Regions from separate parts of the Homo sapiens genome. Here region 2 is linked to region 1. A link is a loop called in an ENCODE intact Hi-C map of the cell type or tissue named here. Cell type or tissue: endothelial cell of umbilical vein. All regions are shown on one strand. Each heading gives the region's core, and the rest is flanking DNA. Links, peaks and the distances in the headings are about the cores only.

Region 1 (12,826 bases), core at 2,227-10,226:
TGGTTTTCTGAAGGTATGTCATTACTTTGTTTATTTGTTATTATATGTCTTCTCTCTCCTTCCCAATGTCTGCTCCCTTAGAACAGGGCCCTTGACTGACTCTTCACCTCTGTACCCGCAGGGCCTAGGCCAGCGACTGACAGAGAGAGATATTGAACAGAGAGCTGCTGAATGGGTGCACATGTTCTATGGGTAAAGGAGTCTTCATGAAGACTGAGGTACTGACCTTGACCTGGGTTTGCAGGCTTGGTAGGATTTGCATAGGTCAGAGGAGGGGAAGAGTATTTCAAGAAGACAGCAGAAGATGGGGAGGAAATGTGGCTATATATATATACATATGTAAAATAAGGGATAATGAGGATACTATAATGAGGTCAAAGATACTGAAGACACCACCAGCCTGCTTTCAGGGGTAATGGCATATGCCCTGGGAAAAGTGGATTCAGACTAGATTTTGATAGGCCTTAAGTGACAGGATTAGCCAGTGGAGAGATAGCGAAGGGTTTTGACCAGGGTTGTTTCTTGAAGAAAGTAATGTTTTGGGAAGCTTAGTCGGGAAGTGATACATAAAGCTAAAGGCGGCAGAGAAATAAATTAGATGTAGAGTAACTGAGGCATTAGGTAACAAGGCCTGGATTAGAATCACAGGAGTGGGAATCTAAAGGGAGAGAGAATTGGGAGCATTTACAAAGCAAGGATCAATGGAACTGGATAGCTGAGGAGCTATGAAAAGGTGAAAGGAAAAAAAAGCATTTAAAATATAAAAACCGGGGTTCTGGTTGAATCTGGTTGAATGGCGAGGGGAGGCCATTTTTGAAAGAAAATGCCATCTCCTTGGAGGTGACAGAGAAAGCCATGGGAGGAAATGAATTCTTTGACAAAAAGAAAGCAAAGGGGAGGTCCAACGGCATAATGAGATAGAGCCAGTTAGGGGTGAGAAAAGGGAGAGGAATAAGAGGTAGGAACAGGAGTAATCAGGGAGGTATGAGAATGACACATAATTACTATAGAAACTATGTCAATAAAAATCCTTCTGAAGCATGAGGAAACAGTAAAATTAACTGCTGCAAAAGAGACAGTAAGGAGAATTAAAAATTAGAAAACGTACATCTGCCCACCAGGAGGTCATTGAGAAGAACAGGAAAAAGACTGGAAGGTTTTCCTATGTGGGAACTTATGTCACAAGGTAATTTTACACATTTCCAGCCTTTCTGTAAGAGTGTACACTGGAAAAATCCTGTGTTCCCTCATCATCTCCAGTCCTCAAGGAGTGTTGCATGGGTAAGTCTTACGTGCCATGTGATGGCAGCCTGGTTTGTGCTCTTGATGACAAGTCAACAGAGTTACTGATTAATTTCACCCAAATACAAGAAGAGCAACTGACTTCCTGTCCCAGCAACTTCATCACCACTTTCTTAGTTTTGCCTTCTTCTGGGACCCTGAAAAATTGCATGTTTTTAAGACTCGGGAGGAAAGAAAAACTACAATAAAACGTTAAACAAGCCTTGGTCAAACGCTGGGCTTCTACAAATGCCATTTCATCCCCAGAAAGACACGTTGGGAAGTTGGATACTATTAGCTACAGATCTGGTCTAACACTTAAACCTACTAGGTTGCTGTCTACTTGCTAACATTATGGATTGAATTTTAAAATATCCCCACCTCCAAAATACTTCCCCCAAGCTTCCTAATCTGTCCACTTAGGCTGAGAATTCCTAAAAACAAAACAAAGCCATCAATCCACAGGTAGAGATCAAGCTTAAAATACAGAAACTCTACAGTGTCCTACCCCCATCATCACTTGGTTTAAATTAATGTGAAGAACAAATAACTTACAGTAAAGTATAAAAACCACAAAATGATATTATAAAAATTTTTTTATAGTGTTTCTAAAAGTTGGTGATAGGGAATGGTTTCCAGTTTCTTAGTGCAGCTGACTTGGGTTACTTATTCTGCTACAGGTGTGGGTTGGTGGAAGGGTGGAGGGGAGTAGTAGGGAGAGGGGCTGGCGAGGGTAGAGTGGGTAAGGACTTGGGAAAGAGGGAGGAGTGGCCTTATGTGCCTGACGTTTATTTGCCTATTGAGTTGGGGGAAGTTTTGCGGTTCAACAAATATTATGAGTCTATGACAGAGCTGTACTGGGGGCCAGAGATGCAGTCATGAAAGCAATACCTTTGCCTTCAAGAGGATCTAATTCAATGGCCCTGGGCAGACTCATTAGCAGACCGTTTCAAATCTAAGGGAAGTGCTAGGAGGGAGAAGAGCTGGCAATGCCCTAACAAGTGGAGCTCCTAGCCCTGACTGGAGGTGGGAGAGGTCACAACCTGTTTTATGAGGGTGAGTTAAAGGGAACTTAGAGATGAGATTCCTGTCTTTTTCCCCGGAGAGGGATTGGAGTAGAGATGCCTTCTTAGGGGCGCTATGGAATTGTTCTGTCTCCATCTCTCCCTACATCTTTTCTCCCTAATCAGAAAGGGAGTGGAGAAAAAACAGTCACCGCCCAAGAAGGCCAAGGAAGTTTATGGTGTTTGTCAGTATTTTCAGGCCTGCTCCTGCATCCAGACTTAAACAGGGTTGGGATCCACCATCTCTCTGAAAGGAGCTTGGTGCACCAGGATGACCACTTCCCTCGGTGGCTGTGGAGAGGGTGTCCAAGGGCTGGTGGCCTAGGCCTGCCACAGAAGCCTGAAAACTTGCTGGAATAGATCCTGGAAAGGCCATGGAGAATGGATGGTGAGAGAGACACCCCACCCCTGCCCCCTATAGGGAGATTTCATGGAAGGAAATGGACTGCTTCTGACTGGTCTCTTGAGGAGTAAGAAAGTGGTGAGAGGGGCAAGCCTGACTTGACCAAGACTGGAGAAAGACACTCGCCCTTCTAATTTTTTGGAACCTTTCTTGAAGAGGCAGGGTTTTCAGCTTCAGGCATGGCTTGGTCCCTTCCACTTGCTTGCTCCAGGATATGACCTTGAGAGGAACCAACACTCCAGCTTGCACCTGGGGTTGCCTTTTTCAAGGCTTTGCATTGACTCCCTGACTCCCTGTCCCCAAGAGCGTCCACTGAAAAGCTGTCAGAGGCATCCATGTGGCAGAGGAGGACTGAGGCCAATGCCAGCTGGAATGGTATCACAGAACTAGAGCTTCTGAGGTTGTAGGATTCATGAGGCATTGGGAAGAGACAGAGGAGGTCATTTGAGTCTCTTTCTGAACTTCATCTCACCTGTATCTTTTGTTCCTTACACTCTGATAGCAGGGACAACCTAAAAGAGGGTCTGATGGAGGAGAGAAAGCAGGCTGATCCTGGGCCCTTGGGTGCTGGAGGAAGAGGCCCCCTGAAGGGAGCAGGAGAAGAAAGGACAGCAGAGGAGTGCTGAAATTCACCTTGCTGACTGCCCTGCTGACTGCCCTGGGCCACTGTTCTTGGCTTTAGGAGATTCAAAGTCTAAGAAAGATCCCTTTCCCCTGATCCGCCAAAGTTTTCATTTCCTGGAGAAATAGCTTCTCTCTCTGCGTGTTTCCGTCAACTCTCAGCAAGACCTGAACAAGTGCATGAAGGTGATAAACCTGCTACTTCACTGGGGCTGTTTATTTCCAGTCGACAAATATTGTGCCAATGTTCACTTCAATTAGGGGACACATTTGACAATCTGACTACTCCATCTGATGCCTCAAGGGCAAATTTCAGCTCTTTCAGGAAGGGATGGGCCAATAACGGATTCGTATGAATAAAATATACAGAGAAGGAACATTCGCAGCAGTTTGGGGAAACCACCTTCTCCAGCAAGGAGAGCAAAATGTCTACATGAAGATAAAATTCACATAAATAAAGCATGGGGCTTAAACTGTTGGGATGCTGGGAATTCAGAGTGAAGGCTCCTGTGCCTGCTTGCCCATCACCTGCCTGGAGTTGGGAATTAAGAAGTGCAAATCAGCACTAAGGAGCCTAAGACATTTGTAATTCTATGGAAGAAAATCATTGTGGCAGAGTTCAACTCGCTAAGAATCTTACTCGTTTATTCCAGTTTTAAAAACCATCCTAGCAACCAGAAGTTTTTTGTGGTGTTTAATTTTTAATCCTTCTGTTTAATTCCCTTTCTTCTTTATTACCCTGAAGATAATCAGAAAAGCTGCTCAGCATCCCCTTTTTACAGCTTTTCACATCCTGGAAGGTAGAGTCAAGGACCAGGTCCCATGAATAGAGCTCTTCCTGCTCGGAATTGACCTTGGGTCCATGTTACCCTTTTCCTGGCAGCAGCAGACTAGAGGATGAGTTAGGTCTTCTGTAGCACCTGCCTTGGGCAAGTGCCATCAGCTCGCTGGACTCCTGTATTCCCATCAGGGAAAGGGAAAGTCAGTTCCTTCCTCATCTTGGAAGGGTCTCCTGGGAATCAAGTCAGGTGCTAAGAGGGGAAGGAAGTGAAAGTTTGATAGAAATGAAGGGACTCTCGTCGTTTGGTTCCTGTTTTTTGGGCTGACCTGGTCAGTACAAAGAACTCCCAGAGGCAGCTTCGTCACTGAGATGGGAAAACAAAAGCAAAAATTACCCTTAAGGCCAGGCTCAGTGGCCCACACCTATAATCCCAGAACTTTGGGAGGCCAAGGCAGGTGGATCACCTGAGGTCAGGAGTTTGAGACCAGCCTGGCCAACATGGTGAAATCCTGTCTCTACTAAAAATACAAAAATTAGCCGGGCATGGTGGCGGGTGCCTGTAATCCCAGCTACTTGGGAGGCTAAGGCAGAATTGCTTGAACCTGGGAGGCAGAGGTTGTAGTAAGCTGAGATCATGCCACTGCACTCCAGTCTGGGCGACAGGGAGAGACTCCGTCTCAAAAAAAAAAAAAAACGTAAAAAAATTACTTTTAGGTTAATGGCTCTCAAACTATACATTTGTCTAGTTCCCTACTTAGTTAAGCCTGGGTTATCTTAAATACTTGTGTGTGTATTTGTTCAAAAAAGGTCCTCACACAGCTCATAAGCTTGTTAATAGCATACAATTAATTTTATATTTTAATATGAATGACAGGTATTTTCTATTCTTAGAAAGGGCATTATAAACATCTATTATTAGCATGGAAAGAAATCTCTTGAGAGTGACCATCTGCACCACATATTTGACTTATTCTTACAACATTTTTATTTCTATTGTTATTAGCAAATGATCACAAATGCATCTAATTGAAATTAAATTTCTTTATTATAGGAGAGTTCTTGGATTTACACTAGTATTTGATGCATCTCTAGTCATCGTTCACTTTTCTTATTTTCATTCATTCATTCAACAACATTTATGGGAACCCAGAATGGCCCAGGATGCTGGGGGAAGCTGTGAAGTAAAGATGTGTTTCCCTTCCTCCGGAAGACAGAAAGGCAAAGAGAAACAGCGTAGTGCAGAAAGGAAATGAGGCAGAGGGGAGAGGGGTGCACTAAACTCTGTGCTGAGTTGTCAGGAAGGCTTGATCTGTGACTCAGACATGAGGAGGAGCTTTTGATGTGCAAAAGGGTGAAAAGCACGCTAGGCAGAGGGCACTGCTTATGCAAGGCAGAGTCCCTGCCCGAGACAGCGCACCTCTGACTTTGAGAACTGAGTTTGGTTTTCGTCATCCTTCCTTCCTTCCCTCCCTCTCTCTCCCTTTCCCTCTTTCTTCCTTTTCTCCTCTTTTCCTCCTCCCCTTTCCCTCTCCCTTTCTCCCACCCACCATTTTGCTCTTCATTCTTTTTCATCCTCATGACTCTAACAATCATTTTCGTCTCACTTTATCAAATCTAGATATATCTGAATAGAAAAATAATCAAAGATCTAAACTCCAGCCAACACCCCCAACTTCAGACATGGTTCCATCCCTCTAATAACACCCTCAACCCACCACTGAGCAGCTCTGAGACACCTTTTCACCCACTGGGTGTCCCCAGGGGTCTGGAGAGACTCATTCTTCTTGCCTTCATCCCTGCCACCTGGCTGCATATTTTCTACACACTTGAAAAACTCGTTTGAAGAACCCAGGAACCTGGCTGGGCACCTAGAAGATGTCTGAGTGAGCAAAGGAGGCACTGAGCCATTTGGAAGCTCAAAGACTGAAAGGCAGAAGCCATTTGCCTGTCCGCCATTCCTAGCATTAAATGGAAAGTGTGTGGACAGTGCAGTCATCACTGTAAGCCTTTGCACAGATACAATGTCAACAGGACAATTATGATGGAAGTCTTATAGAACAAAGTCCTATTTAAATTATTGGAATCCTTTCCATCTGATCCATCCCACCCATTACAGCCCCAGTTATGAGAGATTATTAAAACTATATCCTCCTGCTCTGATTTTCAAAAGTCTGTAAAAGAGAAATTGCCCCAGATATTGGCTGCTGTGGCCACGCAGTGCAGCATTTCCTGTCACCAAAATTCATCTGGCTGTGCTTTTGAGCTAAACAACATGCATCCTCAGACTTCATAAATTGTCATTCCTCTGCCCATCCAGAGAGCAGAAATTCATGACTTGATCTCAATCAAACAGCGTAAAAACCCAAACAAAAATACATCTGGACAGACAAACGGGATGCCAGGTTTTTGCTTGATGAGAAGGGAAATAGCTCAACCCTGGCCCCTTGGAATGAAGGCTTTATCTCAAAAAATGCTCATGGAACCTTAACAGAGTCACCGAGACCAGCTTCCCTTATAATATACAACATAAACTAGATATGGAGCTCATTTTGTTCCATGCTTTGTGACCTGGAAAACATTTTGTTGGAGCCTTAAAAAAAAAATTAGCCCATGTTCATTTTCCCCCCAAATGCGATGATCATCATTTTCTGTTCCTTTAGCCCAGGTGAACAGCAGCCAGTGAGCTGAGGCAAAAAAAAAAAAAAAAAAAGTAGACTCACACTTTCCTGACACAGTTAACAGGCTGTTAAAATTCTGTCCTGCTCAGCCTTAGTATTAGTGTTTAGGGAATCAGAAGGCTAGATCTACAAGATCTGGCTAATATCTACACACAAAGTAGATTGAAGAGTAAACAACAACAAAACACTATTTACTGGTCAGTTAAATAATCCATTATCCACAAAACTGATTACTAATGTTGTTTGTCTGAATACATATTTTCCTGAAACAAAACGAATTTATCTTGAATTGTGTAGGTAGACAGAAGTGTGGTATGTTTTTTTAACAGAGGGAAATCTGCCATTGAAAGCAGAAGCAAAGCTTGCCTGAGCTGAGATCTTACCAGATCAAGAGGGAAGCCTATAGTTGTGAACTCATATTCCTTCCTCCTGCTCCCCCAGTTTCTCTCTCCAGGGCTGACCTGGGGGAGGATGTCTCTGGGCAGGGACCGGCAGCAGCATATATGCAAATGTTCCCTAATTGTGTCCCAACCATTACTCCATTGTGGAGGCTTTTAAGATAATTTATGAATATTCTTTTTTAACCACTGTAAATGAAGCAGCGGCTGTGGGTGTTTGTGGTGTGTGTGTATGTATGTGTGTGATTTCTTCCTGAGTTATTTATTTGATAATGATATTAAATATTAGAAACTCTAACAGCTGGTGTGTTTATCCTGACTTGAGTGTATTAACCTCTTTAGCCCTTTTTTCCAGAAGAAGGATTCGGCATCACAGATTTGACTGTCAGCTGTGGTGCCTGGCGGCCCCACCGACTGGCATGCTGACAGAATCTAAAGTCCAGAGCAGCAAGTAAACATGGATGACATTGCAGGGAACGAGGGGGAAAGAGAGCACATGATGACTTGAGGCACCTGCAGCTGCTTGCACCCAAATCAAAGTAAAGGCTGCACTCACTGGAATGGAAAAACACTGAATTTACTGGGAGTGCATTGGCTCTGTGCTAGGTGAGGGAGAAGGAGGGGGCTTGCTAGAGGACATGGGAGGGGAAGATGGAGCCTTGATCACTGGCATTTTGCCCACTCACAATACTGACAGAGCTAAAGTACCTTAGGGGAAATCCCTGGGTCCTAAGGACCATTGCCTCCCACATGGTGGGTAAGGATCTACAGCTGCGGAGGCTGGGCTGACAGGTCTGTGGGAAGAAGACAGGACAGAGTAGGCCAGGCCACTGAGTACTGGGGGCTGAGGACAGAGGTGATGTGCACTTACCAGACAGGGTTTAAGCCCTTTTACTGGCTGTGTGAGCTTCAGCAAGTTGTTTAATCCCTCAGCCTCAGTCTTCACATCTGTGACATGGAAATAATGGCACGTGGCCATGCATGGTTAGGGTGGCCCATAGTGAATGAGATAATGAGTAAATGAAACAGAAATATATAAAGAATTACAGGCATATGTTGAAGAAATTGCAGGTTCAGTTCCAGACCATTGCAATGAAGCAAGTATCACAATAAAGCAAGTCACATGAACTTTTTGATTTTCCAGTGCATATAAAAGTTGTATTTATACTATACTGTAGTCTATTAAGTGTGCAATAGCATTATGGCTAAGGAACAATGCTCATAACTTAATCAAAAATACTTTACTGATAAAAAAAAACTGCTAATGATCCTCTGAGTCTTCAGCAAGTCATAATCTTTTTGCTGGTGAAGGGTCTTGCCTCCATGTTGATGGCTGCTGACTGATCAGGGTGGTGGTTGCTGAAGGCTGGGGTGGCTATGACAATTTCTTAAAATAAGACAACAGTGAAGTTCGCTGCACCAATGGACTTTCCTTTCACAAAAGAGTCTCTGTAGCATGTGATGCTGTTTGATAGCATTTTATGCACAGTAGAGCTTCTGTCAAAATTGGAGTCAATCCTCTCAAGCCCTACCACTGCCTTATCAACTAAGTTTATAGAACAAATATTCTAAATCTTTTGTTGTCAGCTCAACAATGTTCACAGCATCTTCACCAGGAGTAGATTCCATCTCAAGAAGCCACTTTCTTTGCTCATTCATAAAAAGCAACTCCTTATTCATTCAAGTTTTACCACGAGATTGCAGCAATTCAGTCCCATCTTCAGGCTCCACTTCTAATTCTAGTTATCTTGCTATTTTCACATCTGCTGTTACTTCCTCCACTGAGGTCCTGAACTCCTCAAAGTCATTCATGAAGTTTGGAATCAATCTCTTCCAAAGCCCTGTTAATGTGGATATTTTGACCTCCTTTCATGAATCATGAATCACATTTTTTTTTTTTTTTTGAGACAGAGTCTCATTCTGTCCACCCAGGCTGGGGTGTAGTGGTGTGGTCTCGGCTTACTGCAACTTCCGCCTCCCGGGTTCAAGTGATTCTCCTGCCTCAGCCTCCTGAGTAGCTGGGATCACAGATGTGCACCACCATACCCAGCTAATTTTTATAGTTTTAGTAGAGACAGGGTTTTACCATGTTGTCCAGGCTGGTCTCGAACTCCTGACCTCAGGTGATCTTCCCTTCTCAGCTTCCCAAAGTGCTGGGATTACAGGTGTGAGCCACCATGCCCTGCTGAATCACAAATATTTTTAATGGCACCTAGAATGATAAATTCTTTCCAGAGGATTTTCAGTTTACTTTGTCAAGATCCATCAGAGGAATCACTATCTATGGGAGTTATAGCCTTATAAAATGTTTTTCTTAAATAATAAGACTTGAAAGTCTAAATTGCTCTTTGATTCATGGGCAGAATGGATGTTGTGTTATCAAACATGAAACAACATTCATCTCCTTGTACATCTCCATCAGAGTTCTTGGGTGGCCAGGTGCATTGTCAATGAGCAGTATTAAAAATATTTTATTCTAAAAAGTAGGTCTCAACAGTGGGCTCAAAATATTGAGTTAACCATGCTGAAAACAGATGTGCTGTCATCCAGGCTCTGTAGCTCCATTGATAGAGCACAAGCAGAGTATATTTAGCATCATTCTTAAGGGCCCTATGATTTTCAGAATGGTCAATGGGCATTGATTTCAACTTAAAGTCACCAGATGCATTAGCCTGAAACAAGAGAGTCAGCCCGTCCTTTGAAGCTTTGAAGCCAGGTATGGACTTCTCTCCAGCTATGAAAGTCCTGGTTGTCATCTTCTTCCAATAGAAGGCGAGTTTGTCTTTACTGAAAATCTGCTGTTTATTGCAGCCCCCTTCATCATTTATCCTAGCTAGATCTTCTGCTAAGATCTTGCTGCAGCTTCCACATCAACACTTGCTGCTCCACCTTGAATTTTTATATTATGGAGACAGCTCCTTTCCTGAAATCTCATGAACCAACCTCTACTCGCTTTTAACTTTTCTTTGCCATTTCCTCACCTCTCCAGTCTTCATCGAATTGAAGAGCATTAGAGCTTTGCTCTGGATTAGGCTTTGGCTTAAGGGAATGTTGTGGCTTGTCTGATCTTCTATCTGGACCACTCAAACTTTCTCCATCTCAGCAATCACGCCATTTTGCTTTCTTATCATCCCTGTGTTCACTGGAGTAGTACTTTTAATTTCCTTTAAGAAATTTTCTTTTGTATTCACAACTTGGCTAAATGGTGCAAGAGGTCTAGCTTTCAGCCTATCTTGGGTTTTGACATGCCTTCCTCACTAAGCTTAACTATGTCTAGCTTTAGATTTAAAGTAAAAGATGTGCAACTCTTCCTTTCACTTGAACATTTAGTGGCTGCTGTGGAGTAATTAATTGGCCTAATTTTAATATTCTGTCTCAGAAAATAAAGAGGCTTGAGAAGGAGGAGAGAGATGGTGGAACAACCATTTGGCAGAGAAGTCAGAACACACAACATTTATTAAGTCCCTGTCTTATTGAATGCTGTTTGTTGTCCCCCCAAAACAATAAAAATAATATCAAAGATCACTGATTGCAGATCACTATAACAGATATAATAATAATAAAGATGTTTGGGCTGGGTGCAGTGGCTCACTCCTATTATACCAGTACTTTGGGGGGGCCGAGGCAGGCAGATTGCTTGAGGTCAGGAGTTCGAGACCAGCCTGGGCAACATAGTGAAACCAGATCTCTACAAAAAAATTAGCTGGGTGCAGTGGTGTGTGCCTGTAGTCCCAAATACTTGAGAGGGTGAGGTGAGAGGATCGCTTGAGCCCAGAGGGTGAGGCTGCAGTGAGCCAAGATTGCACCACTGTACTCCAGTCTGGGTGACAGAGCAAGACCCTGTCTCAAAAAAAAGTGGAAGAGGGGGCATTTGAAATATTTTTCAAATATTCTCAAAAATTACCAAAGTGTGATGCAGAGACATGTAATGAGCACATGATGTTGAAAATATGGTGCTGATAGACGTGTTCAACACAGGGTTGCCACAAACCTTCAATTTATATATATTTTAAATAACCTGAATATCTGTGAAGTGCAACAGCATGAAGCACAATAAAACAAGGTATGCCTGTACTAGTTTTCTGTCTCTCCCTAATCCACAAGGATTGCCTTTGAACCCTTCCCTACAGACAGCCCTCAAATGTTAAGACACTAAGGCTTTTCCAGTCTCCCGGAACTTGCTTTTCTTCTGGAGATTAAGTTAAGATTGCAGAATCCATTTCTGGAAGCTGGGCACATGGTCTTTTGCTCTCAAGGGAGCTCCTTATTCCATGATCTGGTCCAGAGTGTCCCTGGCATGATGACATCAGGAGGAGGGATAAGTAGTAGTACAAAACAGTGTTCAAGCTCACAGGTAAGATTTCTTCCTTGGAAGGGATGCCTCCTCTTCTAGGGCCACCCCACAGCCTTAGGGCCTTGCAGTGTGAGATTTGTGGGCACCTCAACACTTCTTTGTAAGCCCAGCGGTGGTGATTGGCCCAAGTAGGAGTGGAGGTAGTGCTGGAGGGGATGGAAAGCCAGGGAGGAAGCCTAAGTTTGCTTCAGGATGGTAAATAAGGTGCCTCTGTTACTCCAGAAAGCCAGGGTTATTTCTGTTTATCTCAGTGTCTGACATATGGCAGAATGCACATACCTTAATCAAAACTACTTTATTGCTAAAGCACTTCTGTCTTTGGGGTGGTACATGGACTGATTAATGAATGAATGAAGAAATGAATTGTTGAATAAAGACAAAGTTCATGTCTGCATAAGAGCATAATAGAAAGTGCATGTCAGTGAGCAGCCACACTCAGGGTGGAAGTTTCCATATATAGGACAAGTCTGATGCACCATCTTACATCCTCTTGCTTCACCTCTGTCCAAGGCTTTGGGCCCCTTTTCCCACTCCAGCTGCCACTACAGAGACCAGTGAAAGTGCAACCTGATCATGCCACCTGGCCCACACTGCATGACTCTCACCATTTGACTGGAGGCTCTTCTGATGCTGTGGAGGCATGCAAATGTGGGACCTACACATTTGCAATACTAAAGTGTCTGGGAGTTAATGCCCAGTGGGCAGATATTTGACCAATGGGAGGCAGGACATGGTGGATTTATTCTTCTCCTTTCCCTGCTTCCTTCTCCATTGGACTCTCGTGAGACAAGAGTACTTAGGAGTTCTGGGAAGCAAGTCCTGAGACATGGAGCCTTCAGTTGCATTAGGTTGGTGCAAAAGTTTTCGCAGCTTTTGCCATTAAAAGTAATGACAAAAACCGTGATTACTTTTGCACCAATCTAAATACATTATATTGAGCAGAGGCTAGCTTGGTCATGCCCCACATTCAAGCTCTCCCTCCTTTTCTGCCTCACTCCCCCTTTCTCTCCCTCACAATTCCTGGGAATTGAACTCCTTCCTGAAGAAGCACTTCCTAATAATGACTATCACCTTAAGTGTAAGGAACGAATCCTAGAATATTTTTCTATCACTTAACTTGAGTACACAAGAATTAATACATTCTTTGCACTGTGGCTTAAAAAGTTAAATTAAGCAAAAGATAATTGAACTAGATTGCTAAATCATCTACAATTGTGTCAAATCCAGCTGGAGGATTTCTGAAATG
Region 2 (12,826 bases), core at 2,193-10,192, 64 kb after region 1:
AAACCAGGAGAGAACGGCATGACATATTTAAACGGCTGAAGGAAAAAACTTTTACCCTAGAATAGGGTAAAATATCCTTCAAACATGAAGGAGAAATAAAGACTTCTCCAGACAAACAAAAACTGAGGGATTTCATCAACACCAGACATGTCCTATAAGAAATGCTAAAGAGAGTACTTCAGTCAGGATGAAAAGGATGTTAATGAGCAATAAGAAATTACTTGGAGGTACAGAACTCATTGGTAATAAGTACACAGAAAAAATAGAATGTTATAACACTGTAACTGTGGTGTGTAAATGACTCTTATCTAAGTAGAAAAACTAAATAATGAACCATTCAAAGATAGTAACTACAACAGCTTTTTAAGACATAGACAGTACAATAAGATATAAGTAGAAACAACAAAAAGTAAAAAATCAGGGCAATGAAGTTAAAGTGTAGAGTTTTTATTAGTTTTCTTTTCACTTGCTTGTTTATTTGTTTATGCAAACAGTGTTAAGTTGTTATTAGCTTTAAATAATGGGCTATAAGATAGCATTTGCCAGCCTCACAGTAACCTCAAACCAAAAAACATACAACAGATACACAAAAGATAAAAAGCAAGAAACTAAATCATATCACCAGAGAAAATCACTTGTACTAAAAGGAAGACAGCAGGAAAGACAGAAGGAAGAAAAGACCACAAGACAACCAGGAAACAAATAACAAAATGGTAGGAGTAAGTCCTTACTTATCAAAAATAACATTAAATATAAATGGGCTAGACTCTCCAATCAAAAGACATAAAGTAGTTGAATGGGTTAAAAACAAAAACAAACAAACAAAAAAAACCTCAATGATCTGTTGCCTACAAGAAACATACTTCACCTTTAAAGACACACATATACTGAAAATAAAGGGATGGGAAAAAATATTTTATGCCAATAGAAATCAAACAGAGCAGGAGTAGCTGTACTTATATTAGAAAAATAAATTTCAAGAAAAAAATTGTAAGAAGAGTCAAAGAATTACACTATATAATGATAAAGGGATCAATTCAGCAAGAAGTTATAACAATTTTAAATATATGTGCACCAACACTGCAGCACTTAGATATATAAAACAAATATTATTAGAGCTAAAAAGAGAGAGGCCCCAAAACAATAATAGCTCGAGACTTTAACACCCCATTTTCAGAATTGGACAGATCTTCCAGACAGAAAATCAATAAAGAAATATTAAGCTTAATCTGCACTATAGACCAAAAGGATCTAATATATATTTACAGAATATTTCATCCAACAGCTACAGAATATAAATTCTTTTCCTTAGCACATAGATTATTCTCAAGGATAGACCATATGTTAGTTCACAAAACAAGCCTTAAAACATTTTTTAAAAATTAAATAATATCAAGCATATTCCCTGACTGAAATGGAATAAAACTAGAAATCAATAATGAGAGGAATTTTGGAAACTATACAAATACATGGAAAGTAAACAATATGCTCCTAATTGACCAGTGGGTCAATGAAAAAAATTAAAAAGAAAATTGAAAAATTTCTTGAAACAGATGATAATGGAAACACAACATACCAAAACTTACAGGATATAGCAAAAGCAGTATTGACAGAGAATTTTACAGCTATAAATGCCTACATCAAGAAAAAAGAAAACTTCCAAAAGCAACCTAATGATGCTTATTAAAGAACTAAAAAAGCAGGAGCAAACCAAATCCAAAATTAGTAGAAGAGAAGAAATAACAAACATCAGAGCAGAAATAAATGAAATTGAAATGATGTAAACAATGCAAAAGATCAATGAAACAAAAGTAGGATTTTTGAAAAGTTGAATAAAATTGACAGACCTTTAGTCAGACTTACCAAGAAAAAAAAAGTGAGAAGACTCTAATAAATAAATCCAGAGATGAAAAAGGAGTCATTGCAATCAATACTGTAGAAATTCAAAGAATCATTAGTGGCTGCAATGAGTGACTATATGCTAACAAATTGCAAAACATAGAAGAAATGGACAAATACCTAGACACATACAACCTGTCAAGATTGAACCATGAAGAAATCCAAAAACTGAACAAACCAACAACAAGTAATGAGATCAAAGCCATAATTAAAAGCCTCCCAGTAAAGAAAAGCCCAGGATCTGTTGGCTTCACTGCTGAATTCTACCAACATTTAAAGAACTAATACTTGAATATTAATACAAAAATCCTCAACAAAATACTAACAACCTGAATTTAACAATACATTAGAAAGATCCTTCATCATGACCAAGTGGGATTTATTCGTGGGATGCAAGGATGGTTCATCATATGCAAATCAATCAATGTGATGCATCATATCAACAGAATGAAGGACAGAAACCACATCATTGTTTCAACTGATGCTGAAAAAACACTTGAGAAAATTCAACATGTCTTCATGATAAAAAAAACCCTCAAAAAATAGGGTATAGAAGGAACATAACTCAATATAATAAAAGCCATATAGACACACAGCTAGTATCACACCAAATAAGGAAAAACTAAAGGCCTTTTCTCTGAGACCTGGAATACAACAAGGATGCCCACTTACACAACTGTTATTCAATGTAACACTGGAAGTCCTAGCTAGAGTAATCAGACAAGAGAATGAAATAAGGGGCATCCCAGTTGTAAAGCAAGAAGTCAAATTATCCTTGTTTGCAGATGATATGACTTTATATTTGGAAAAGGCTAAAGACTCCACAAGAAAACTATTAGAACTTATAAACCAGTTTACTAACATTGAAGTGTACAAAATCAACATACAAAAATTAGTAGCATTTCTATATGCCAACAGTGAAGAATCTGAAAAAGAAATATAAAAGCAATCCCATTTACCATAGCCACAAATAAGATTAAATACATAGGAATTAACTTAACCAGATAAGTGAAAGATCTCTGTAATGAAAACTATAAAACACTGATGAAAGAAATTTAAGAGGGTACCAAAAACTGGAAAGATATTTCACATTCATGGATTAGAAGAATTAATATTATTAAAATGTCCATACTACCCAAAGCAATGTATGGATTCAATGCAATCTTGATCAAAATACCAATGACATTCTTCACAGAAATAGAAAAAAAAAATCCTAAAATTTAAATGTAATCACAAAAGACCCAGAATAGCCAAAGTCATCTTAAGCAAAACAAAAACAAACAAACAAAAAACGTGTAGGGATCACATTACCTGACTTCAAATACAGAGCTATAGTAACCAAAACAGCATGTTACTGGCATAAAAATAGACACATGGGCCAATGGAGCAAAACAGAGAACCAAGAAATAAATGCACATGCACATAAACTCATTTTCAACAAAGGTGTCAAGAACATACACAAGGGAAAAGACAGTCTCTTCAATAAATGGTGCTGGGAAAACAGGATATTTATGTGCAGAAAAACAAAACGAAACCCCTATCTCTCACCATATACAAACACCAAATAAAAAATGAACGAATGACTTAAATCTAAGACCTCAAACTATGAAATTCCTACAAGAAAACATGGAGAAACCCTCCGAGATATGGATCTGGGCAAAAATTTCTTGAGGAATACCCTACAAGCTCAAGCAACCAAAGTAGAAATGAACAAATGGGGTCACATCAAGCTAAAAAGCTTCCACACAGCATGGGAAACAATCAACAAAGTGAAAAGACAAGCCACAAAATGGGAGAAAATATTTGCAAACTACTCATCTGACAAGAGATTAATAACCAGAATATATAAAGAGCTCAAACAACTCTGTCAGGAAAAAAATGCAATAATCTGATCAAAAAATGGGCAAAAGATTTGAATAGACATTTCTTAAAAGAAGACAAACAAATGGCAAACAGGCATATGAAAATGTGCTCAACATCACTGATCATCTAAAAAATTAAAAATAAAACTACAACAAATGTCACCTCACCCCAGTTAAAATGGCTTATAATCAAAATAGAGACAATAACAAAGGCTGGCAAGGATGTGAAGAAAACGGAATCTTTGTACATTGTTGGTGGAAATGTAAATTAGTTCAAAATAGTTTGGAAGTTCCTCATAAAACTAAAAATAGAGCTACCATTTGATCCAGCAATCCCACTGCTGGGTATATACCCAAAAGGAAGGAAATCAGTATATTGGATAGATACCTGCACTTCCATGTTTGTTGCAGCACTATTCACAACAGCCAAGATTTGAGGGCAACCTAAGTGTCCATCAGCAGATGAATGGATAAAGAAAATGTACTTATACACAACGGAGTACTATTTAGCCATTAAAAAATGAGATCCTGTCATTTGGAACAAAATGGATGGAACTGGAGGTCACTATGTTAAGTGAAATAAGCCAGGTACAGAAAGACAAACCTCACATGTTCTCACTTATTTGTGTGAGCTAAAAATAGAAACAATTGAACTTAAGGAGGTAGAGAATAGAAGGATGGTTACTAGAGGTTGGAAATGGGAGTGGGGTGAGGTGTGAGGGAAGTGGGGATGGTTAATGGGTACAAAAAAAATAGCTTGAATAAATGTATAAGACCCGATGTTTGATAGCACAACCGGATAACTATAGTCAATAATAATTTAATTGTTTATTTTAAAGTAACTAGAAGAGTATAATTGGACTGTTTGTAATACAAAGGATAAATGGTTAAGGGTAATAATACCCCATTTTCCATGATGTGATTATTGTGCATTGCATGTGAGTATCAAAATATCTCACGTACCCTCAAAATATATACACCTACTATGTACCCACAAAAATTAAAAAAAATTATCTAGACTGGGGAAAACATAATACAAGACAAAGGGGATATTAATAAGAGAAATGAACAAAATGAAATGGAAACAAAAAGTAAAAACAAATAAAGAAAAGAAGGGTACATACATAAGAAATACAAAAGAAATACAGTATTCACATAATTGCAGTTCCCCAAAAAGAAAACCAAGAACAAGGGACAGAACACATATTGAAAGATGTAATGGGGCAAAATATTTTCTGAAGCAAAGAAAAACTTGAATATATATATATATACAGGCACAAATGGTTGCCAGAGAAATCTGATCAAGGGCAGTCAACACTGAGTCATTCTAGTAACATTTCAGAATTCAAAGATTGAGACTACTTTAGTGAGCAAAACAAAATGACCAAGTCATGTTTAAGTGGTATAAAAGCAAAGATAACTTTGTATGTCTCTACAGTAACATTCAATCCCAGAGGATAATGAAACAATAGTTATATAACATTCAGGAAAAGAAAGTGTGACTCAAAATTTCATAACCATTTTAAGTACATATGATTAGTTACAGAAAAAGTAGTTTTGAGGATGCAAGAACTTAAGAAGTGTTATTTCAATGAGTCCTCTTGAGGAAACCACTAAAAATGAACTTTGGCCAGGCAAGTGATAACAGCGGAAACCACAATAAAATGACATGCTGTGAGCATTAAATACGTTTACCAATATAATTGAGACAAAAATCGAAGGTGAGAATTACAGATAGTCCTCAATGTACGATGGAGTTACATCCTGATAAACACAACATAAGTCGAAAGTATTATAAGTCAAAAATGCATTTAATATTTCTATAAACCCATCATAAAGTTGAACTATTGTAAGTTGGGGATGGTCTGTACAATGAAAAACTAGAATGCAAATGTTGTTAGTCTGGCAATGTAGAAATGCCCCAACTAATAAAATTGGAAGAGGAGGAAAGAAAGAAGGTGGAAAGAAAACTAATTTTATTGATTTAAAAAGGCAAGCTAAGATCATCATTACAATGTTTCTACAATAGCTGGAAATCAAAAATAATACAAAGATAAATACTAAAAATGATAATATTGTTGGCTAATATCAGGTAATAGAGGAGAAAAATGGGTGGCAGGGAAGAAGAGGAAACACACTAATTTCTTATGTTTGTCCCAGATTCTCTTGGCCCCATCTGTATCCTGGCCCTTTAGCTCTTATTCTATACTTCATCTGGCAACAGGACCAAAGTGTGGGCCTACAGAGTTCCTCTGAAGACTTAGGATTACACCCAGAATCCAAGGCTCCTCCCACCACTTCTGAACTCTGGTAAGGCTTCACACCACAAATTGGGGTGTTTGACTTCTCAAGTAGCTGGAGAAGGAGCCAAATGATGCAATCTGAAGTACATGGAAGTTCATCTCTGTGGGGCTAACCAAGGAAGACAGGAGACAGAAGATACAGTTCCTCTCTGGTCCTCTCTTCAGTAACCCACTCCAAAGCACGGTTGTTCCTTACAAACTTTCTGAAGGAGTTCTTGAAGCTGAGTGGGTACATCTGTTGAGCTGCACCTTTATTAGCAACTTGTTCTGAAGCAGGGACCAGTGCAGTAATGCACGACACTGATTTGCTTCCCATCTTCCTCTTCCTCACTTGCCTTCCACCTCGCTCCCACTGACACTCTTCATTATATAGCTTACAGACAGTTGAACACACGGAGGTTCCTGGAGGGTGGCATGCCCAGAGAGGGCATGAGAGTTCTGTGCCTCCACCCACATATGCTGCCCTGTGCATCTCTCTCACCTAACTGTTCATCTGCATCCTTTGTAGTATCTTTTATAATAAATGGATAAATATGTTTCCTTGAGTTCTGTGAGGTGCTTTAGCAAATTAATTAAACCTGAGGAGGGGGCGCAGGGATCCCCCAGTTTATAGCCAGTGGGTCAGAAGTATAGGTGACAGCCTCTTGTCTACTTGCGACTGGCATCTGAAGTGGGGGCAGTCTTGTGGGACCGAGCCCTCCACCTGTGGGATCTAACACTATCTCCAGGTAGACAGAGTCACTTGAACTCAATTAGAGCATGCTCAGCTGGTGTCCACTGGAGAAATGCCTGCTTGATGGATGGGGAGAAATTTTGGTGACTAGAGGTGCTGTGTTGCATTGAGAGGTGAGAGAGAATAGGAAAAAACACTTTGGTTTTTCCCTCTCTATCCTTCAACTGATTAATTGAAGAATAATGGTAGCCATTGATGATGATCAGAAAAGCATGAAAATATGGAATTAAGAGGTGTACTCAATTGGAAAAAGGAGTATTTTAGAAGTTTTAAATAAGTCACAGACTGGACACTTTCAAACTTTTTTCTCTCCCTTTTAGCTTCTTCCCTAAGAAGAGAGTTTCTTTTTTCTTTTTTTTTTTTTTTTTTTTTTTTTTTGAGACGGAGTTTCACTCTCATTGCCCAGGCTGGAGTGCAACGGCGTGATCTCGGCTCACCGCAGTCTCCGCCTCCCGGGTTCAAGCGATTCTCCTGCCTCAGCCTCCCAAGTAGCTGGGATTACAGGCACGTGCCACCATGCCTGGCTAATTTTTTTGTGTTTTTAGTACAGACGGAGTTTCTCCATGTTGGTCAGACTGGTCTCAAACTCCTGACCTCAGGTGATCCGCCCGCCTCAGCCTCCCAAAGTGCCGGAATTACAGGCGTGAGCCACCACGCCTGGCCAAGAAGAGAGTTTCACAGAGGAAGAATAGCAGTAATCAAGGAAGGCAGACTCAAAATCCACTCCTCATACTAAAGTGACAGTCAACAACTATAGGTTGTTGCAAGATGACTGATTCTGAGTGGCAGAAAAATTGAAGGCAGTTTGCTAGAGGAAATTTAGATTTTAATATGATCTAAAGCTCTGGAGGAGTCCAAGTTAAAGGTTCATGATGACATGAGATACCAACTTATTCAACTTTAAGGCTAAAGTAAGGATTACAATAAATTATAAAGTTATTGACAGCAATTTAAGAGGTTGTATGCTTTACTTAATACATATTCTTTGGGTTTTCTACTCAATCCTTTGATGAATGTCCCTAGCTGTTTTAACAAGAGTTATCTGTTTGTGTATTTTTTGCCTCAAAACCAATTGTAATTGGGTAGAAATAATACGAATATCTTTCCTAGATAGACCTATAGGGCAGAATGAGAAAACTACAATCAATAACCTGACAGCAACAACCTATCCTGAGTGAAGGCAAACTCCCCAAGAGGGAAGTCTAGCCTATTGAAAGCTGGACCTGTGATCCTATAAGTCCTGGAATAGAATGCTGATCACACTGAGAGCATCAAGAAAAGGGAAGATAAAAACTCTTTAAAAACTCTTTTTTTCCCAATGGGCTCTTCACTGCTCCCAGCAGAGGGGCCACTTTCTCACTTCTATCTCCTGACACCCTTTCAGTGACACACAGTCAGCCCACCTGACTCTACTTCTTACTGTCCCAGTGTCCAGTTTTGTGCCTGGCCCTCAGTGGGGTTGCCCTCCACCTCTCCACCACTCCTCCAGTGACTTCTTCACAGGTATTGTACCTACTCGCATCTGGCATTTTAAAGTCTTATTTCAATTCTGGCACCATGAAGGAATAATAGCTATTTTCTCCTACTCCCAAGACATTTCTAAGGCATCATTGAACACTGTGCCACTGTAGGACATGTGCCCACACCACTGACCTTTTTCACTGTAATAATTCTTACTCATCTTTCAAGGTTCATCTCAAGTCTCACTCTCATCTGTTCAACGCGTATTTATTGAGTGCCTACTATGTGGCAGGCAGTGTTGCAGACATTAGGAATATAGCAGTGAATGAATCAGACAGAACCTGGGCTTCACGGAACGTACATTCCGTGAGGGAGAGGATTCAACTCTTCCGAGACCTTCCATTTCAGGTTTGCTGCCCTGATTCTGCAATTCCCCAACAATCTCTGTGCCTCTACTGTGCCGCTCTCACACTGGGCACCACTGTCTGTGCTGCCATCTCTCTGTGAGCTTCTTAGGAGGCAGAACCTACCTGGTTTTCCTGCCATCCCTCATACCTGAAATGCAGTAGATGTTCAACAAATGCTTGTTGAACATATGAATGTTGAATAACATGTTGCAGAATATTACTGGCTGCCTGTCCAGCATTCATTCCCTTTATTCTTCCTCCTTTCTAACAAAACCAAATTAGTATTGTTCAGGCAATCTATCTTCCTTCATATGGCTATGTGTTGCCCTAATCCAAAATCATCCAGATGATATAGAATTTGCACCGGGACTGGGTGTTGCAAGAAACAGACCCTACAGTTAGGCTGAATGGAAAAGGTTAAGGTGGGGAGCAGAGAGGACCCCAGCATCATAGTGGGAAAGTTGGTGACTCTTGTCATGTGGTGTCATATTTAACATATAGTTAAATTGTCACCTGCTGAACCCCAGGATATCAGCCATGGGCTTACAGGAACTGTAGTTTTAGGAGAAAAGGCTGGGGGAAATTCAGAATATTGGCATCTCTTATTTCTTGCAGCCTTCAGTAAGGTTATACATGTATGAGATAAGCTCAGACTAAAGGTGACCTCTGAAAATAGAGAGAGGAAAAAAGGACAGCTTTGCTAAGGAATGTGCTTTCTGTCTGTCTGTCTGTACTCTGAGATCTAAATTAATTGACTAAGAGTCCAATAGCTTGAAGCCTTTCAGAGTTGAAAAAGCAGAATTCTCTTCTCTTAAAGTCAGTGGGAGCAGAGGCAGAGGCAGGAGATTGAGCAGGAGATAAGTTTGAGGCAAACTATAATCCCGATCCCAGCCTTTCCTAGCACCTCCTGTTAAGCATTCTCAGTTAGACAAAGGAGACACTCATGCTTATTGTGAAGATGCTGGCTGGGAAAAATCAGATTATGGGTGCTATCGCCCCACTGAGCTATTGTTTCAAATTGCCTCAAGGCAGAAGCCATTGAACCGAGGGCCAGGGTGAGGGATGGAACCCAGAGGCCAGATCGGGGGCAGGAATTGTGACTCAAGGACTGTGTCTAGACAAGATCTTTGCCCCCATGGAATTGACTGGGCACAAATAGATTAGAAAGCTAACCTAGTTTTTAAGATAAATATATTATTGACTGTTTAACACATAAGGCAATACCCAGGCCCTAAACTTACACCAATAGGAAGTGGGCTACTAAATTTCCGTAGCCATCGAAAAAGGTATTCTTCCCAATGTCCTCCTCTGATTTGGCTTTGAAAGGCAATGAACAACAGCGATTCTCCAAAAAGCAGGACCTGGGCTGCCAGACACTAATGGGTCCCTTCCTCAGGCAGGCAGGGTGGTCTCCATTCCTGCTGTGGCTCAGTGACCACTCAGTGTTGTTTCCCTTTCCCGATCCCTCTTCCTTTTTCTGAACGAGAGATTCTATTACAGCTGTTCTGTGCCTTGTCAATCACTGAATGTTGGGTGTTGGGTGCTAGGAATACATCCTTAACAAAACAAATTTCCCACCTTGAAGGAGCTTGTAGTCCAAATTGGAGAGGGTGGGCAGACAAGAAATGGACCATTGGGATACTGGGCACACAGGGTGAGCCATAGCTCAGCATGGGATGGCATGGTCAACGAAAGCTTCTCAAATATTGTGAGTCTAAGCTGAGATCTGAAGGATGAATATGAGTCAGTCAGAAAGGAGGCTGGGGGTTCAAGAGGAGAGAAGGAGGGAAGAGGGCAGCCAGGTGGCACTCTTAGCTTCTTTGGCTGCTGAGAATAGATTGAAGGCTGCTGAGAATAGATTGAAGGAAGGCAAGAGGGAAGGGAGGCTAGAGACCAGAGAGAGAAAGCAGATATAGTCTAGGCTTGAATGCCAGATTTGGGGTTTTTTTCTTGTTTGTCTTTGGTACCATATCCTGCTGTCCTCATTAAGCCCTTTAGGGCAGAGACTCTGGTGTGTTCCAGGACTGGCCCAGGAACTAGTATTACAGTAGGCAGTCAGGCAGACATGAGCAGGGCAGCCAATGGCCCCACGACCACCAGGAATGTCAGGTGAATGTCAGGTGATGGTCAGGCAGTTGTTATACTGTCTCTCTAAAATAATAATTGGTCATAGCCAGAGCCAGGGAAAGTCTCCCAATAGATAGAAATACCTGAAACTGGTGATCAGCAGCTTCCTGATAAGGTCTCAGGAGGAGCTGGGTGAGTAGGCTCAAGCATGTGCATTAAGAGGCAAAATTGCAGAGTTTAACTGGTATATGACCTTCTAGGGACAGTCGACTGGTAAGGGAATAATATCTCAAGTGAGCACATGTACAACTCCAGTAAACACACTGCACATGTGGCCCCTCCGAAGTGCTGGCAGGCCACTGTGCATGTGGACAGCCCACCGCAAGGGAAGAATCAGGGGAGAAGTAAGGCAACCCTGGAAGCATTCCAACATATAACACCCCAAGTCAAAGGTCAAACCATACGCTTGAATCTCTCAAATTGCCCACTTGGCCCTCTTCCAAGTGTACTTTACTTTCATTCCTGCTCTAAAACTTTATTTATTTTTTTTTTTTTTTGAGACAGAGTCTCACTCCCAGGCTAGAGTGTAGTGGCAAGATATCAACTCACTGCAACCTCCACCTCCTGTGTTCAAGGGATTCTCATGCCTCAGCCTCCTGGGTACCTGGGACTACAGGCACGTGCCACCATGCCCAGCTAATTTTTAGTAGAGACAGAGTTTCACCATGTTGGCCAGACTGGTCTCGAACTCTTGGCCTCAAGTGATCTGTCTGTCTTGGCCTCCCAAAGTGCTGGGATTACAGGTGTGAGCCACTGTCCTTGGCCTCTTAAAGCTTTTTAATAAACTTTCACTCCTGTTCCAAAATTTGCCTCAGTCTCTCCTTCTGCCTTATGTCCTTCAGTCAAATTCTTTCTTCTGAGAACACAAGAATGGAGGTTGCTGCAACAACCCATATGGATTCACCACCGCTAGCGCTAGGGCCTCAGAGAAAGTGCAAGCAGGTCTTCTGCAAATGCCCAGGCCTCTTCTGCGTCGCTTGTCCTTGAGCCTTCCTGCCCCTTTGGGAAAGCTCTCCAGCCAGAAGGTCACTGCCTCCTGCTTGCGGAAGATTCATTTCCATTAAGACTGGAGTCCTGATTAGCTTACTTCCTGATGGAGGAACGATTCCTTCCCGTGCATGCTTTCAGGACCCAGCCACCTCCCAGATTAACATCTCCACTAGCCAAATACTAGAAGAAAACACAATTTCCCCAGTGCTATGTTGTTCCCTAGATCTTTTCAATCATTATAACATAGAATAATTTAATGTGGGCTCCCAGGTCAACCACACAGTTTAGAAGATGCTTTGGAGACCGAAACACTTCTCTGAGACTGATTTCAACTAAAAGGAAGTATCCTTGAAAAACTGGCTACCGAGATAGCAGCAGAAGTTTCTAAAATATGGAATCTAATAGAAAATCTTGCCTGAAATATTTATAAAATCTGTTTTAAGGGCACTTACCAACCCACTAAGGAGTCCCTTTGCACAAATGCGTAATGTACAATTGCAGAGTCCTCTTTACTGGGACCCCAAGGTCTCACAAGAGGAGTTTGCTTCAGACAGGAAAGAAAAGCAAGAAGATAAGAGGACAGCATATCCGCTCAAGTATTTGCTTTTGGAGGTTTACATTAAAAAGAGAATCTCTTTGTGCTGTCCTGATTGGGGATTTTCAATTAAAGCTGAGATCGCCAGTTTTAGATTGGCTCGGCACAGCAAAAGATAGGGTACCTTGGGGGTGGCCCTGAGCCAGGGAGGCTTCCACGGGACAAGCTGACCAGAGGAAGGGAAGGGAAGATGGCCTGTTTCCTGGAGCTTGCAGGCTCAGTTTGTAAGAAAAGAAAATGGGCTTCTCCTGGAGTGGGGCCCCTTCCTGGAGGGATGAGGGACTTCTCTCACACTCTCTCTTGCTGTTCTGATGATGCCCTCCAAGAGATGGAGGGAAAAATAAAACAATCAAGGAGAAGTTAGCAGGGTAATAAAGAAGACAACAGCCAGGAGTACCTTGGACTTTCACAAAAGCAGAAAGCCCTTTTATAGCTCCTTCAGTGGCTGA

Evidence for each region. Hi-C counts contacts between places; a loop is a spot of excess contacts. Peaks named below come from ENCODE experiments on the same cell type or tissue, not always from the same donor. Only the 100,000 strongest peaks of a DNase experiment are listed, where the experiment ranks them.
Region 2: it touches region 1 in a loop (8-fold over the local background); 2 of 110 quality-filtered maps call a loop at or near these places.

Annotation. Positions count from the first base shown.
Region 1 is chr1:213,754,883-213,767,708 of GRCh38, reverse strand. It overlaps a transcript of RPS6KC1 not described here. Among named protein-coding and RNA genes, the nearest start is that of LINC00538, 160 kb to the left of the region's middle. In endothelial cell of umbilical vein, for the core only: no CTCF peak of the experiment used is centred there; a DNase peak (open chromatin) is centred at 5,428.
Region 2 is chr1:213,690,852-213,703,677 of GRCh38, reverse strand. It overlaps a transcript of RPS6KC1 not described here. Among named protein-coding and RNA genes, the nearest start is that of LINC00538, 230 kb to the left of the region's middle. In endothelial cell of umbilical vein, for the core only: no CTCF peak of the experiment used is centred there; no DNase peak of the experiment used is centred there.